Regions from separate parts of the Homo sapiens genome. Here region 2 is linked to region 1. Evidence: read pairs that join two places in POLR2A ChIA-PET (ENCODE). Cell type or tissue: Caco-2. All regions are shown on one strand. Each heading gives the region's core, and the rest is flanking DNA. Links, peaks and the distances in the headings are about the cores only. Region 1 overlaps NR2F2-AS1 (NR2F2 antisense RNA 1). Region 2 overlaps NR2F2 (nuclear receptor subfamily 2 group F member 2).

What was found. Peaks named below come from ENCODE experiments on the same cell type or tissue, not always from the same donor. Only the 100,000 strongest peaks of a DNase experiment are listed, where the experiment ranks them.
Region 2: POLR2A ChIA-PET joins it to region 1 with 9 read pairs; 6 of 35 experiments call an interaction of 5 or more read pairs at or near these places.

What each region holds. Positions count from the first base shown.
Region 1 is chr15:96,221,322-96,228,775 of GRCh38, forward strand. The region is part of intron 2 of NR2F2-AS1 (NR2F2 antisense RNA 1); the gene reads right to left. LOC112268156 (a long non-coding RNA gene) reads left to right here. Exons shown (of 2, transcript XR_002957737.1): 2 at 5,952-6,022. Among named protein-coding and RNA genes, the nearest start is that of NR2F2-AS1, 100 kb to the right of the region's middle. In Caco-2, for the core only: no CTCF peak of the experiment used is centred there; a DNase peak (open chromatin) is centred at 4,680.
Region 2 is chr15:96,335,998-96,343,451 of GRCh38, forward strand. It overlaps NR2F2 (nuclear receptor subfamily 2 group F member 2), which reads left to right. Exons shown (of 3, transcript NM_021005.4): 3 at 1,351-4,261. The coding sequence ends at 1,625. It overlaps SCDAL (stem cell derived angiogenic lncRNA), which reads left to right and starts at 6,900. Exons shown (of 2, transcript NR_198964.1): 1 at 6,900-7,001. RefSeq lists a silencer at 4,803-5,097 and enhancers at 4,843-5,362, 5,363-5,883, 5,884-6,403. In Caco-2, for the core only: no CTCF peak of the experiment used is centred there; no DNase peak of the experiment used is centred there; H3K4me3 peaks cover 906 bases.

The DNA.
Region 1 (7,454 bases), core at 1,592-6,591:
CACTTGATGTTGTTTCAGAACATCTGGAAAACAGTCGCTGGGGTGGAAGGGCTGTTAAAGCTCTTTGTGCTAAGGCTCAGGGGATATAATGAAAACATGGATGTGACACATACCAAATGATTCTAAAACATCCACTTGTTTGTAAGTACCCACACTACTCATTATCTGCTTTTACTTCAAATAAGAGAGGTTTGGCAAGGATGCTGAGTTCAGATATGTATTATTGCTCCTCACAAGCTTAAAATCCCTTTTCTGGCATTTTGGGGCAATCGAGAAGCTAAGAGCGACTGAACTGAATATCCATTTTGCAGTCCTAACCAAGGCAAGTTCTAGAGGGGCAAAAGCACGCAGATGAAGAGGGTACAATGATGGTTGTCAGGGGAAGCGCGTGAGGAGGGACGCGGGCGAGTTAGTGAAAGGGTGCAATATTTCAGTTATGCAGAGTGAATAAATTTTGGAGATCTAATGTACAGAAAGTAACTTAGTTAATAATAATGTATTGTATACTTGCAGTTTGCAAGGAGAGTAGTTTTTTGTTTGTTTGTTTGTTTGTTTGTTTGTTTGCTTTTGATACAATATTGCTCTATCGCCCAGGCTGGAATGCAGAGGTTCCACTCACTGCAACCTCCACCTCCCAGGTTCAAGCGATTCTCCTGCCTCAGCCTGCCGAGTGGCTGGGACGACAGAAGCACACCACCACACCGGGCTAATTTTTGTATTTTTAGTAGAGACGGGGTTTCACCATGTTGGCCAGGCTGGTCTCTAACTCCTGACCTCAAGTAATCCACTTGACTTGGCCTCCCAAAATGTTGGGATTACAGGCGTGAGGCACTGTGCCTGGCCTGCTAAGAGAGTAGATCTTAAATGTTTTGACCACAAGGGAGAGAAAGGTAATGATGTGACATGATGGACATGTTAACTAGCATGATTGTGGTCATCATTTTACAAGGTATATCAAAACCCCACATTGCATGCCTTAAAGTTATAACCTTTTTTTTTTTTTTGAGACAGGGTCTGGCTCTGTGGCCTAGGCTGGAGTGCATTGGCTCAATCTCAGTTCACTGCAACCTTAGCCTCCCGGGCTCAAGTGATCTCCCACCTAAACCTCCCCAGTAGCTGCCACTACACCTGGCTAATTTTTGTGTTTTTGTAGAGACAGGGTTTTGCCATGTTGCACAGGCTGGTCTCGAACTCCTGGGCTCAAGCAATCCACCCGCCTCAGCTCCCAGAATGCTGGGATTACAGGCATGAGCTGCCATGTCCAGCCTAAATATATAATCCTTATTTGTCAATTACACCTCAATAAAGCTGAGGGTGGTGAAGAACAAGCACAGGACTGAGCCATGAAAAACAAGAGCCTACAAGAGACCAGCAAGTTTCCACACAATAGATCTGATGTCGTCTCTATTTGTAGCTATTTCTGGATCAACTGCCAAACGTGACCAATATTAAAAGCAGCCAGCAAATTAATAGACCTTACCTTCCTAAGCCACTTTATTCACCGGCTTTAAGACTTTTTTCTAGGTAGAGATTCACAGTTTTCAGGTATAAAAAGTCTTTCCTGGAGCATCTTTAATTCTAAGCCAAGGAACTTCTTAAGTGATTGAGTAATGTGTTTTGTGATTCTCACTTCCCTTAAAATATTAATTAAGAAAATAAATGAGAGCTTCTCCTTAAGGGGTACACTGAGAGTTAAACTGACTGGCCTTCAGTGCTAGCCATATTGCACTTTCTTTCCTGATTAGCACGGGTGCCAGGCTGTTCCTTCAAATTAAGACAATATGCTTATAGTGATGAGCCGTATTGGCCATCTATCTTCCTTTTGTGATCTGGCTCTCGTCGAGCTGAAATGAAGCCATTTCTTCTGCCTGGGGCTGATTAAACACAGAGTAAACCCAGTTCTCTAAGGAGGCTCTAATGATTCTCTGCAGAGCGCGTGTCAGCCCGGCACCTGCAGGCTTCAGCGTCTCTGTTTCTATCATAAAATGAAGCATCTGTTTCAGGGAGGTGATATCTTTTTATCATCCAGTGTATCGCTCTGGTCGGAGTGGATGCAGCTCATTTGGTACACAAGGCTTCTGCGCCACAGGTAACAAATGGTCCCCCAGGAAGTTCTGCTCTCATCAGGGGTAAAAAGGGCACAGCTTTTGGCAAAAACTTTTGGTAAAAGTCTTCCTGGCTCACATCAAGTGGTCTTCTTTTAGTAAAAACAGGTTAGAAAGTGTAAAGGGGGATCCTTGAAATAAGGCAATCCTTTATTCATCAGCTCATTTATTCATTCATTCAATGAATATTCATCAAGCACCAACTAGGAGCGACGCCCCATGCCAGGATCTGGGGAGAGAGAATAAATATGGCAGATGCAGCCTCTGCCCTGTTGGAGGTCAATGCTGGTGATGGAGACAGACATTAAACAATTAATGGTGAATTAAGTACTTAATTACCACTGGGAAGGGTATCCCAAATCGGAAAGCACCCTGGGAATCTATAAGGGGGGCCTGATGCTTTGGGGCTTCAGAAAAGACTCCCCTGGGGAAGTGACATTTGAGCTGAGATCTCAAGGACAAGACAGAACAGTGCATTCATACAAGGGTGAAAGATTATTTTTCAGCCAAGGAAATGGCATATTCAAAGACCCTGGGGTGGAAGGGTGACACTGTCCCACATGAGAAATGAGAAAAAAATCAATGAAAAGGAAAATGGCTAAAGATGGGGCTGGTGACATGGACAGGAATGAAATCAGGCAGGGCTTGAAGGTAGTCTTATCCCAGGAGCATGACAGGCTTGGGCGGTTTGTGCCAAGAGCTTTTCTACCATTTATCTAGTAGGAACCACATAGCACTTGCGTTGCCAGACACTGCCCAGACACATTTAATTTATGATTTGCAATCAATCTAACATTCTTTCAACAAAGACATTTTAGCCACTCCTTGTAGGTGAGGAAATTAGGACTTAGAGGGGTTAGAGATGGGCCAGGTCCATGTAGTCAGCAGTATGGGCCCAGGTCTCTAACCCAGCCCAGCCCAGCCCAGCCCAGCCTAGCCCATGTCCTGGCTTTTTCCTCTGTGCCATGCTGCCTTCCCACCCATGGACCAAATAATGAACTGCTAAAAGTTTGTGAGGTTTGTGCCACATTGTACTTTTTCCAATTGTTTGACTCTTTGGGAGAATTTCTAAGTTACTAATTGATAATATTAAAATAATAATAGCTCTATTCATATCATTATAGAATTAAAGATAGTACAGCAGATTTGCCTTATCTCTTAGAAAGAATTCTTGGCAAGAAGGGATTAAACTAGTGTCATGTAGAAGCTCAAGGCCTGAGATCTGGAATTAGATTGACCTGGGTTCAAATCCCACCTTGTCCAGTAACCTAGAGTAACCTAGAGCAAGGTGGTTACAAATATTGAGACTCAGTTTCATCCCTGTAAAATGGACATATTCACGTCTACTTCAGTTTGTTGTTATGAGGATTGAATGAAATAGCTATGCAAATAATTTTCCAAGTTCCTGAGTGGCTCAGTCCACATTCGCACCTGTCATCACCACCACCACTGCCACCATCTTCTTCATCATCACTGTTAGTTAACAGAGTTGCCAGGTCGGTGGGACATGGGACATCAAACAGCTCATCTCTTTCCCCTGGCAGGTGTTTTTGAGCCTATTGCAAATGTGTTGTCCATTTTCCTGCTTTCTCATTATTGAAAGGAATGTGAACTCATCCCTGGCAGGTAGCTGAGGACTAAGTCTGCCTAAGAATGTCGTGCAGACATTAAATTCAAGAACATTTGAAAATGACACAAGGCAATTCCAAAAAGACTTAAATAACTCTACAAAAGGAGACATAGATGAACACAGCTGGATAGGGGGCATTTAAAATGTACCTGTCTTTTAAAATAAATGACTATACCAAATGGGAGGACTTCATTTTGCTTTGAAAACTGCTTTTTTGTCATTAGAGTTTTATGCTTTTAAAAAAACTTTTGAGGCATCAAATTGATCATTTTTAAATAGAACAAAGAGTTCACATGCAAATATTATATAAATATAACATAGGTGTGTACAGATGTGATGCAAGTTCCCCTGAAAAGTATATAAAACATCTAAATTGGGAAAGAGATCTAGACAAAGCCACCTGCTCCCTTGATGGTTATCTGGATTTCACCAGAGTACCTGCCATGTCCCTCCTTAGGCTGCTTGTATCCAGGTTTATACAAAAAGATCCACAAAAATCACTTAATAAATTAAACAATGCTTATAAGAGCTCCCTGTCCAGTGCCTGGCACCTTGTCAGACTTTGATCAATGTTAGCTATTGCAATAATACAACAATGATACTTTAGGATTGCAAAAGCTTTTAAAGTCCTCCACTTTAATGTCTATGTTTCACAGATGATAAAACTATGGTCCCAAGAGGTCACGAAACTTTCACAATATTTCAGAGCTACTAAGACCGGAGCCTACCTGTAAGGGCATGAAGAAGCTTAAGCAATCTGAGATCTGAGATAACCAGAAAGTTTCAGAATGCCTAGCGCTCTAAAAAAGCTATTCCTATCTCATGGGATTGTTCTTTCATCACACTAATTCCACTGGCATTCCTTTCTTCTCATCTGTCCCCACTAGGTTCTGTGAGGGCAGGGATTGTGTATGCCTCATTTCCCACCTTCTCCCCAGCAGCAGCACTATCACCTGGCATGTGGTATGCATTCAATGAAACGTTTGTAAATTGAATGGAAATGTATCAGCACAAACACAATGCCAAAGGACATGCCAAACTGTCATGATGTCCATCCCAGAATGACATGCAGGACTTAGTTAAATGTTAACCTTTTACGACTTTGAGAGATTAGACAGTTTTGTTATATAAAGAGGTGCTGAACAAAAAACAAAAGGTAACATGTGCCCAGTGAGTCAAGCTTGTTGTGGCTGATCCCTTCTCAATACAACTTCCTGGCTATCAGAGAGAGAACTCTATCTGCAATGAACAAAACCAGGTTAAAAAAAAAGTTAGGTGAAGCAGAAGCTGTGGATTTAGCAGAGAACTCTATACACTATAGACATGCTGATGACCACCTTCAGGCAGAAGATCTGTCCATTTGGAAATCTCATTGCCAATCCCACTGAAATTTGTTCACGGTTGTCTTAAATGTGGTTTGATACTCATTGTGGTCCTAGGGGCAAAGTGCCAGTGGTGATGGAGAATCCTGTGTCTCTATAGGAAGGCTCTGTCAACTGTCACTAGCCCAACCCATAAATTCAAACACACCATTTGTCAGCAGCCCTTCTTCCTGCCAGGCTTGCAGGGTAATGCTCCTTTCCCTCAACATAAAGTGTCCAGAGATGGGCCACAAGAAATGGATGGGGTGAAAGACATGCCCGGAATTGTAAATCACTCACTCTCTCTGAAATTCAAATTCATCTTCTATAAAATAAGGACTGTAAGGCTTGCCCAATCCACCCCACCAGATGGGTGCAAGGTACATAAAAGGCCACTGACAGGCATCTTCCAGAATGTAAAGTTGATACAATTATAAACTGGTTTTCATGTCTTGAGAGTGTCCCACTAGGTGTTACAAGGTTAACAAAATGAATACCACATGGCCCTGCCCTTCAAGGAGATTATAGTGTAGAAGCATGGTGAGTTGAAAAACATAGAAAGATAGATATAGAAACACACACACACACACCTGTTCTCTTATCAAATATTCTCGTGAAGAAATCCAATATAGAATATGCTAAAGTGCATATTAAATAATCTTTGTTTGATTGATATTGACTACTCTCAATTTCACTCGAATCAGCATATAAAGTTTTACATCTTTAGAGGAGAAGAATAAAAAACTTATAAATGGGGTCCTTTATATGAAATCCTATAAATTCAAAACCAGACATTATTAAAATGGATGAGAAAGATGTTCTGGAGTACATGTCTGCCTCTTATTTCCTGTACAGGACCCGTGTTTTCTGTATGAGTCCACAAGATCGAAGACTTTATGGACAGAAGTCATGTATCTTCAACACAGGTAAAGGACTTGCGCTCATGAAAAGTTGGGGGTTTCCCTCCCTTATCAAACAAACAAGCACGCTTGATATTTTGCCAAAACTGATTAGATTATATCTGCACTTAACTTTGCGGTAAATGCAAAAACAAAATCTCTAACATTTATAAACAAAAGTTTCTTTCTTACTTCAGAGTTCAAGGCAGGAAACAACTTTCACTGACTCTTAGACATACTACAGCTTGAATGTTACGGGGACATAAAATGTATTTATTATTGCTGTAGCTCAAAATTTCCATCCCACCACATTTGAACACTGATTTGGGGTTTACAAAAATAGCATCAGCAACATTGCCAAGGAGATCCTATAACCTTAACCCAAAGTAAATATGAAAGCAGAAAAGAAATGCAACCTTTTTAAAGTTCTCTCTATGCAAATATCATGCAGAAGTCACTGACTACTGAACACTCCCATGCCTCTCCAATATCTGAACCACCCCGGAAAAATACCATGATGATCTCCTTGTTATTTTGATCTTTCACAGATTTCCTTTAATTCTTATTCACTCTTTGTGTTGGTGTCTGTATCTACAGCCATCATCTATAGGTGGTAAATTTATTAAAAGTCCAATACAGTCATCACCACAAAATCACAAAAGAAGCTTTTTATAAAACCTCTGGGTCTATTTATATTCTGAGATCAAATTGTCACTCTATGCCTGAGCCATCCGTCAAAAGGAAACATATTAATAGTAGTGTGGCATGTGCTAAGACTTATGGGGCTACAAACTTCCTACCCTGCTATCCCCAAAACACGTATCTGCGTGAATTTATGTCCAACACTGCTGAGGGTCTGGACTAAAAAGAACTTTGGAACACAAGGTTCTGGGAAGACATGGGAAGCCAAGATGGAAGAGAATGCTGTGTGTTTCCCAGATGGTGCCAGAAACTCAGTCTGATGCGCTCTTTCACAAAAGCCATTATGAGACTCAGGTCCAAACTGTACTGCCTACAGGCTAAAGTGATGAAGTGAGACACACAGACAGAGGGATCTGCCCCACACACTTCACCACAGACTTCACAGCCACTCTGACTCCTCCAGGAACAACAGTGGAGAACTGCTGGGCCCAGTGGAGCCCAGATGAAGCAAAAGAAGGGACCAGCCATGACAGGTGGTCTTGTTGGGGCCATGGAAGGATCTCAAGAGCTATGAATGTTCATTTGACTTCATGTATTCCCATAACTGAGACCTAGGAATATCCAGGTGCCCTTTGTGTATGGAGTGTTGGATTGAACTTGCATTACTCACCTAAAATATGTGCATAAAATTTGCGAAGTTTAAATTTAAAATTTGAGCATCACTTCAAGAACACTTAGCACTAAGGTCCCTGAAATGCTCATTGATGATATGAAGCTGAATAAGAAAGCCTGTCCCTAGGGTTCCTTTCTCTAGGAC
Region 2 (7,454 bases), core at 1-5,000, 110 kb after region 1:
TGCTGCAGATATACAGACAAGATATCTCCCTACCTCATAGCCACCTTCACCCCTGTCCCACAACCCAACACCCAGCCCACCTTCTTGGACGATGGAGGTAGTCGTTAATTTCTTGGTATCATTGCTAGCTCTTAGCCTTACCCTTGGTCTTTCAAGGAAAAAAAAATGCCTGATACTGTCGTTAACAGTTTAATTTATGACTATTTGCAAAATGTGGAGGCCTGTGTGGAGAATGCAAATCGCCTCACAAAGAGATAAAGGTTCCTGTTATCTGATTCAGAGGGAGACACACAGTTCCGAGGATGCCGAGGGAAGGAGTCCTGTGCAAACAGATCTTTTAGTTCCTGTCCACAGACACCTCTACATTCTGTAGACATGCAGAGTCCTAGATATACATATGAGGAGGTTGCATGTGTGTTCTGGTTCTTGGGGTGGAGGTGGTGGTGGAGATTTTCGAATATCTGTTTTAATGACTCACAATATGCATATGTTAACCCCAGTCTTGTATGGGGAGCCCTGAAAGGTCAGGTCACAACCTGAACCGCCTTTACCAAGAAGCTTCTCATTTCAAAGGCACTTACTGTATTTTCACGTATCAAAAAAGAAAAGTGTTTTCCTGAAGATAACAGGGAGGGGGGATGCTTCTCGGAGGGACCTGGGTTTTAAAAAATAAAGGGGGGTAGGAGAAAAAGGGAGAGAGAAGAAAAAGGGGGAAAAGAAACAGCTCAAATGAACAGAGAGATCACGGTTTGCATGGCTGCCCTTCAATAGGCTAAACTGACAAGATCAGTTTTAAAGGGCCACTTAAATCAGTTTCAAAGACTGGAGAAAAATGAGTCGCCCTCTTTGGGGGGAATCTGAGGCTGGATCGTGGACGCCATTACTCGGGACTGGGCCAGGTTGTCCACCCCCAACCCCCAACCCCTATATAATTATAAGCCAAACTATTATTTACAGAGGAGGAGGGGAGAGAGTGCTGGTAGTTTTGGTTTCTTCTGTTTACTGACTTGGGCCAGACAGACCCAATGCACTTTTGCTTGGGCCTCTCAATGACCCAGGCTAAGGACTCGGGCAGTGAAAGCCTGTAGCACACTGAGCTATGTTTTATTTTAAAGCAAACACTTCCTCAGGACCATCTCTTGCTCTTTCTTCCCCCACCCCGCCTCCCCCCCTTAAGTTTTCAGTACATAGACATTTGCTCCAACTCCGGTTGGGGCAGTTTGACAGAGCTCTGTGCACACACCTCATGTGACCCAATTCAAACCTCTTAATCTGATGACTGAATTCTTCTTCTTCTTCTTCTTCTTCTTTTTCTTCTTCTTCTTCTTCTGTTTTTAAACTTTCTTCCAGATGCCTGTGGTCTCTCTGATGTAGCCCATGTGGAAAGCTTGCAGGAAAAGTCTCAGTGTGCTTTGGAAGAATACGTTAGGAGCCAGTACCCCAACCAGCCGACGAGATTCGGAAAGCTTTTGCTTCGCCTCCCTTCCCTCCGCACCGTCTCCTCCTCAGTCATAGAGCAATTGTTTTTCGTCCGTTTGGTAGGTAAAACCCCCATCGAAACCCTCATCCGGGATATGTTACTGTCCGGCAGCAGTTTTAACTGGCCGTATATGGCAATTCAATAAATAAATAAAATAAGAAGGGGGAGTGAAACAGAGAAAGAAAAGGCAAAAGACTGGTTTGTTTGCTTAATTTCCTTCTGTTAAGAAAGGATATAAAAGGATGTTACAAGTTTGCTAAAAGAAGAGAGGGGAAGAATTTAATGGACTGTGAATTTCAAAAAAAAAAAAAAAGACTGTCAAATGAACTTTTACAGAATGCATTAAAAAAAAAAAAAAACTCCTGTGTCGGTCAGAACAACTTGCTACTTATCATTTTTGTATAAAAAGGAAATTAGTCTTTTTCTTTTTTTGGTAAATTTTTGAAAAATATTGCTAAAAGTGCATTTAAGGAGATTGGGAGACAATTAGCAGAATGGAGAAAGTAAGTCTTTTTTTTTTCCAAATTATTAATTGTCCTGTGTCTATGTACCTCTAGCTGTTCTTTTTTGTACTTTTCTGGTTCCAAACCAGTTTATTCTGTGGTTCTATAATAAGTTTTGATATAATCTTGGCTTCTTAAAAACTGTGTATCATTAAAATATATGTTCTGCAAGAATTAAAACTGAGTCCATGAAAATACCATAGGAAGACATAAAACTTTAAAAGGCAACTCAAAGATGATGGAAACGCACTTACAAGTGGTGACCAAAATTTTTAGGTGAAGTCGAGCACTCTAATTAGAGAACTGGAGGAACCACATATAACACTTAACTTCCCCTACCCTGCCCCTCCCCAAAAGAAACCATGACAAACCTAGCTTTTAAAAAATATTTTAAGAAAGAGAATGAACTGTGGAATTTATTGGCAGCCAAGGAATGTGTCCAAGACACATGCTGAGGTTTTGAATAAAAAGTGAACTTTTGTAATTTGAATTGGGTCCCGCTTAGTTCTTGAATTGTTATGAAAATCCTATATCTGTTTGTATATTTGCAAACCCTTTGTATTATAATTGTTGATATTTTCCCTTTTTAAAAAATACCATTGAAATCAGCATGACAAAAATAACACTGTTGGCACTTATAGGTAACGTGATTGATTCAGTATCTTAGAGTTTACAGTTTGTGTTTTAAAAAAACTGAAGGTTTTTTTTTTAAGTGCAACATTTCTGTATACTGTAAAAGTTATAATAACTGAACTGTTTGGTCGAGTCTTTGTGTGTTATATTCCAAGGAAAATTGAAAGTATTCAGAAATTAAAATATTATTTGATATCTGAAACCTGGCTGTCCCCACTCACTGTCTTTACATCTAGAAGAGCCCCTGTGAGCTCTCGCTTAGCTGGCCGGGCGGGGGGTGGTGGGGGGGGGCATTTGTTTACTCCCCTCAGTCAGTTTGTTCAAAGGTGGACTACTGTATTTGCCTGTTTAATTTGGGTGTGTGTGTGTTGGGGGGGGAGCTGAAGTTAATGGTTTATCTATGGTTTAGGAAGTGCCATACTGATATAGTAAACCACCCCCATTCACCTAATCCTCCTTTTAATTAAAAATGGATTTTCCAGGAAAAAAAAAAAGGCCCTTATATTTGTCACACTTAAGTGCCTGCTTAGGGAAGGTATTGTGAAAAAGTATTAGAAATCTTGAGATCAGTATCTATTTTATGATCAGAAAAAAATACTCTTTTGTACATTTCTGACAGTTACTCAGAAGATCGTTCAAGCAAGCTAATCACAGCATTGTAACTAGAGGACAGTTGTTTGCAGTGAGTTTTTCCTTAAGTAGGTACGATTTTTTAAAATATTCTGTGATTCTACTCTAGCGTGGTTGTTGAGAGAGTTTCAAATTCAGTGATACAGGTTCTAAGACTGAAAGGTCTACTTTTAATGTATATATGATAACTTGCAGTTGGTTTCCCTCTCCCCTCCCCCCCTTTACCTTCAGTCTGTGAGAGCATGACCACAGGGTCAAGGGAATCTTTTCCATTGGAGTTATGTACATAAAAACACATCGACATTTTGACATTTCAGATTGTGTGGCTACAATCTGTACTGCTCTTGGGATCCTTTGTCCTTAGAAGCCAAATTAAGGAAGAGAAAGCAGGACAGAGAAAAAGAAAGAAGGAAGGAGGGAAACTTTACAGGGTGTGCTGATTTGGAAGTAGTAACTATTTCTTTTGGAGTCTTTTTTTCATTTTTCCTCTTTCTCTTTTCCTGGTTTGGAGGAAGCTCGGTGCTGGGAGCTTGCAATTTTGTTCTTATTCAAGGTTTCCAACCCACCCCCCCACCGCCAGTACTTCATCATGTTGTGGTTTAATTCTAATTGGTGGGGGGGGGGGAGGACTAGTGAGGGAGGTGAAAGAACAGGGATAATTTTGTAAAGTGTATTAAACGTTAATATTCAGATCCAGTCAATACATGCAGACCAGTAAAATCTGATTTGTGCAGAGTTCTCCATCTGACTCTCACTTATTTCTGTAGATATATACATATATAAATACAAGTATGTTCTTACGGCACAGTATTGCTGACCTTTAGTTCGAGGTTTTGTCGGTTGTTGTTGATTTTCTTCCTCTTGCAAGTGCTATCCATGTGAGTGTGTGAAGTTTCTCTAATAAGTAAAACACAGGCCCTTTTCCTTGTTTGTTTTGTGTTAGTTTATTGTAAACAGCCATTTGTTGTAAATTATTATTGGCATTAAATTATAATTTATGATTTTCAAAGCAAAAGACAATCCCTGTTTTATTATGCTTTAAGCATGTGTTCTAGACGTTGGAAATCTCTCTCGCACTCTTAAGTTTAAGCAATGAGCTTGGGGTCTGCGAGGCAGAAAAACAGGACCCAAAATTTTTCAACCGGTTAAAACAAACCCCCTTGTATATGTTTAGAGTGGCCGGAGGAGGATCTGTTTAGAGTCTTGAGTTCGGTTTAAGTTTATTGCATTTAAAGAAAGTTTTTCTTTTCACGCTGAGTTAGAACAAAAGATCTTTGCTGCGACTGAATTGGACAAAAGACGAGGGCTGGGACCCAGCGAGCGCGTTCTGTGTGAAATTGACGAGATCTTTAAAAAAGCTGCTAAACATGGCGACTCTTTCCCTTTAAGTGTCTCTTTTTCCTTGCTGGGTTTTTTTTTTTTTTTTTTTTTCATCTGATCTGAGCTCGCTTTATTTCTTTTCCCAACCCCGCTCCCCCTCCTCCTCGTGGCGCTCGGGGGTGTGAGAGAACCCAGTTAGACGCGAAATGCAACAATAGTGCAAGGAGAGAGAGGGGCGCTCGCTGCTTCTCGCCACTTTCAAACAAACCTGGGGGAAGATTGAGCCCGGGGGGGATTCCAGCCTGCTCGCTCGGCTCGCGGTCGCCCTGCCTCGGCCTTTCACCATTAGCTCTCCCTGGGCCGCGAGGAGCTGGGGCTCAAAGTTAGCGGGCGACGTCCGAGGCTTAGCCTCTAGCCGGCTGCAGGGACGGGGGCCTGGAGTTGGCAGCTGCTACGGGAAAGTGCCTGCCCCCCAGCCCCCGCCCCCACTTACGTGCGGCAGAATTCCGCCAGCGCCCCGGGAAAGTCCGGGGTGCCGGGCGCGCGGAGCTGCACTCCTGGGATGTGCATTAAGCGGCGACAGGCGGGGGGGGCGAGGGCGGGGGCGGGGGGCGGTCAGGGGGAGCTCGAGCGTGTGAAACTCTGCCTCGAATCTCGCTTTTGACTTGGTCCTATGAGCTGAGCCAACATGGCGTCTCCCACTGCACCGCGAGCGCCGGGCTGCCAGGCTCGGCAGGGCCGGGTAATAGAAAACACATTGGTTACCAAAAAGAAAAAAAGGAGGGCGGGGGGCGCTAAAGGCCATTCCGTCTGCAGGCAGAAAACCCTTTTTTAAACTCTTGCTGGCAAGTGAGTCCGGTCCTCGGTTCTTTAATTAAAGCAACAGAATTCGTAAGGAAAATATTGGTAACGCTGTACCTTCTCCCCTCCCCCTCCCATATTCAGGAGAGTTGATTTCCTGTCCCCTCTCCTTCCAAGAACCAAATTAGAAAAATAAAAAGTCTGTATCCGCAAATGATCTTAAATGTTTGAATGGTATAGGGGGATGGGAAGAGGACGGTCTTTACAGACCTCGGTCAGTTCTCGCGCTCATTAATGCAGGGGCTGCGCCGGGGTTTGCGCGGGCCCGAGCGGAGCTGGGGCGCGGTGGGGAGGGCGGAATGCGAACCCCGCTGGACTTGGGCAGAACTTGCTGCTTTTGCACGCCCAAGTTGTGGGAAAGGAGGCTTTCCGGGCGGAGGGTTGATTGGGGGGTGGGAGGGTCTAGCAGGGGCTGAGGGCCGGTTCCAGGCGGGTGGTCGCAGACCCTAGAAATGTGTGAGCCCGCGTGGACTGTGCCCCTGGCAGGAGAGCGACTGCAGCGGAGGACCCTCTTTCTCTAATAGGTTTGAGAGTGGGCAAGGGCGGCCGTGGGACAGACCTGGCCTCCTAGAGAGGGTCTTCTGAGGGCCTCTGCAGAGATAGTGGATCCGGGCCCAGGCTCCCTTCTCGGGCGGATGGGATATCGCCCCGCCACGTCCAGCTCCATCCCCAGCCCCGGCCTGGACAACCCTCTCCCTCAGCCGCCTGGGATACTCTCTGAATTCCAGGCCTCGTCAAGATTTATTGAAGTTGGGCTTAAAAAACGTGCTTCAGATGATTTTTCCCATTTTCTCAGATTTCAAAGGCTCCCTGCAGTGCGGCTGCCTAATTAATGGTGAAATTCAACTAAATCTAATTATGCAGTAATTTTAAAGCAGTTAGTGCTGGGCGTTGGTTTGTAATAGGACCTCAGTTTTTTAAAGTTTGCTTACTGTGTTGGTTTAGGGGAAAGCTATTTTTTGTATGGTAAAGAAAGACCGGGAAGTAGTACTACTGGAGGAACCAGAGGGCTAAGAACCGCTCCCCACCCCACCTCTATCTCCATCCCCAATTCTATCTCGTTTTCCTTCTGTTTTTTCTATCCCAAGCACACGGTAAAAAGCTGAGCAAGGTGCTAACCCAACAAGGAGACCCTATTTCATAGCCAAAGGGGAAAGAGAGAATCTTTCATACAGAGACACAAAGGGCTTGGTATCTGTCCTGGAGGCCTCTGTAAATGCCCCCAAACCCGGGAAGGGATTCTCATCTCCTCTAATAGAGAACAGATTTCCTCCTCTTAACATCCATTGTCATTAAGGCGCAAAGCTGACTCTTGGAGTTGTAAATCTTATCGTCCTTCTGATAACACACTTGTAATAAGTTAGCGTCCTATTCAAAGTGAATTGTAAAACTGCCTCATTTAATATGGCATCTGTGTCATTAAAACTTTTATTTTTCTCCCCCTCGTGTCTTGCAGGTTTGGCCTTGGGGCTAGCGCTGAAGTCTCTGCCTATGGGGCCTCTGGGGTAGGGCTGAGGGGAAGAAAGGTGTGAAAGACGGGCTGCCTGGATTCAGCCTCTGGATCTTAGACCGGGGTGAGAGACCCGAGGCAGAATGGGCCTGGGGGGTGGTGTCCCTCTATCCCATCTCCCCCGGAGCGGCCCCCTCGAAATGACGTTCCTTGAAAGAAACATGCTTGTGATTAGCTAAGCAAACACATCTGCTTTCGGAGTTGGGCCTTCGTTAATTAGCTGAACAAAGGGCCGTTTTGCTTTTTACCTTTTGCTGGGGAGAGTGTGTTATTTCAGGAGTGTTGCGGGCCCTCCTCTTTTCAATTGCAGCCACGACGTTAATTTTATTGGGATTACTGATGGGAAATGAGGTGGCGCAGGCTTCCGAGAGGAAAAGCTTGATCATTACCCCCTTTGGAACTATATTTTTCCACCCAACCTCCTGCTTGAGAGGAGGGGGTGGGGGGCGAACTGCGCTGCAAGTTCGGAGCAATTGGAATCAGGCTCGCGGTGCGCTGATCTCGGGTGACAGAGCGT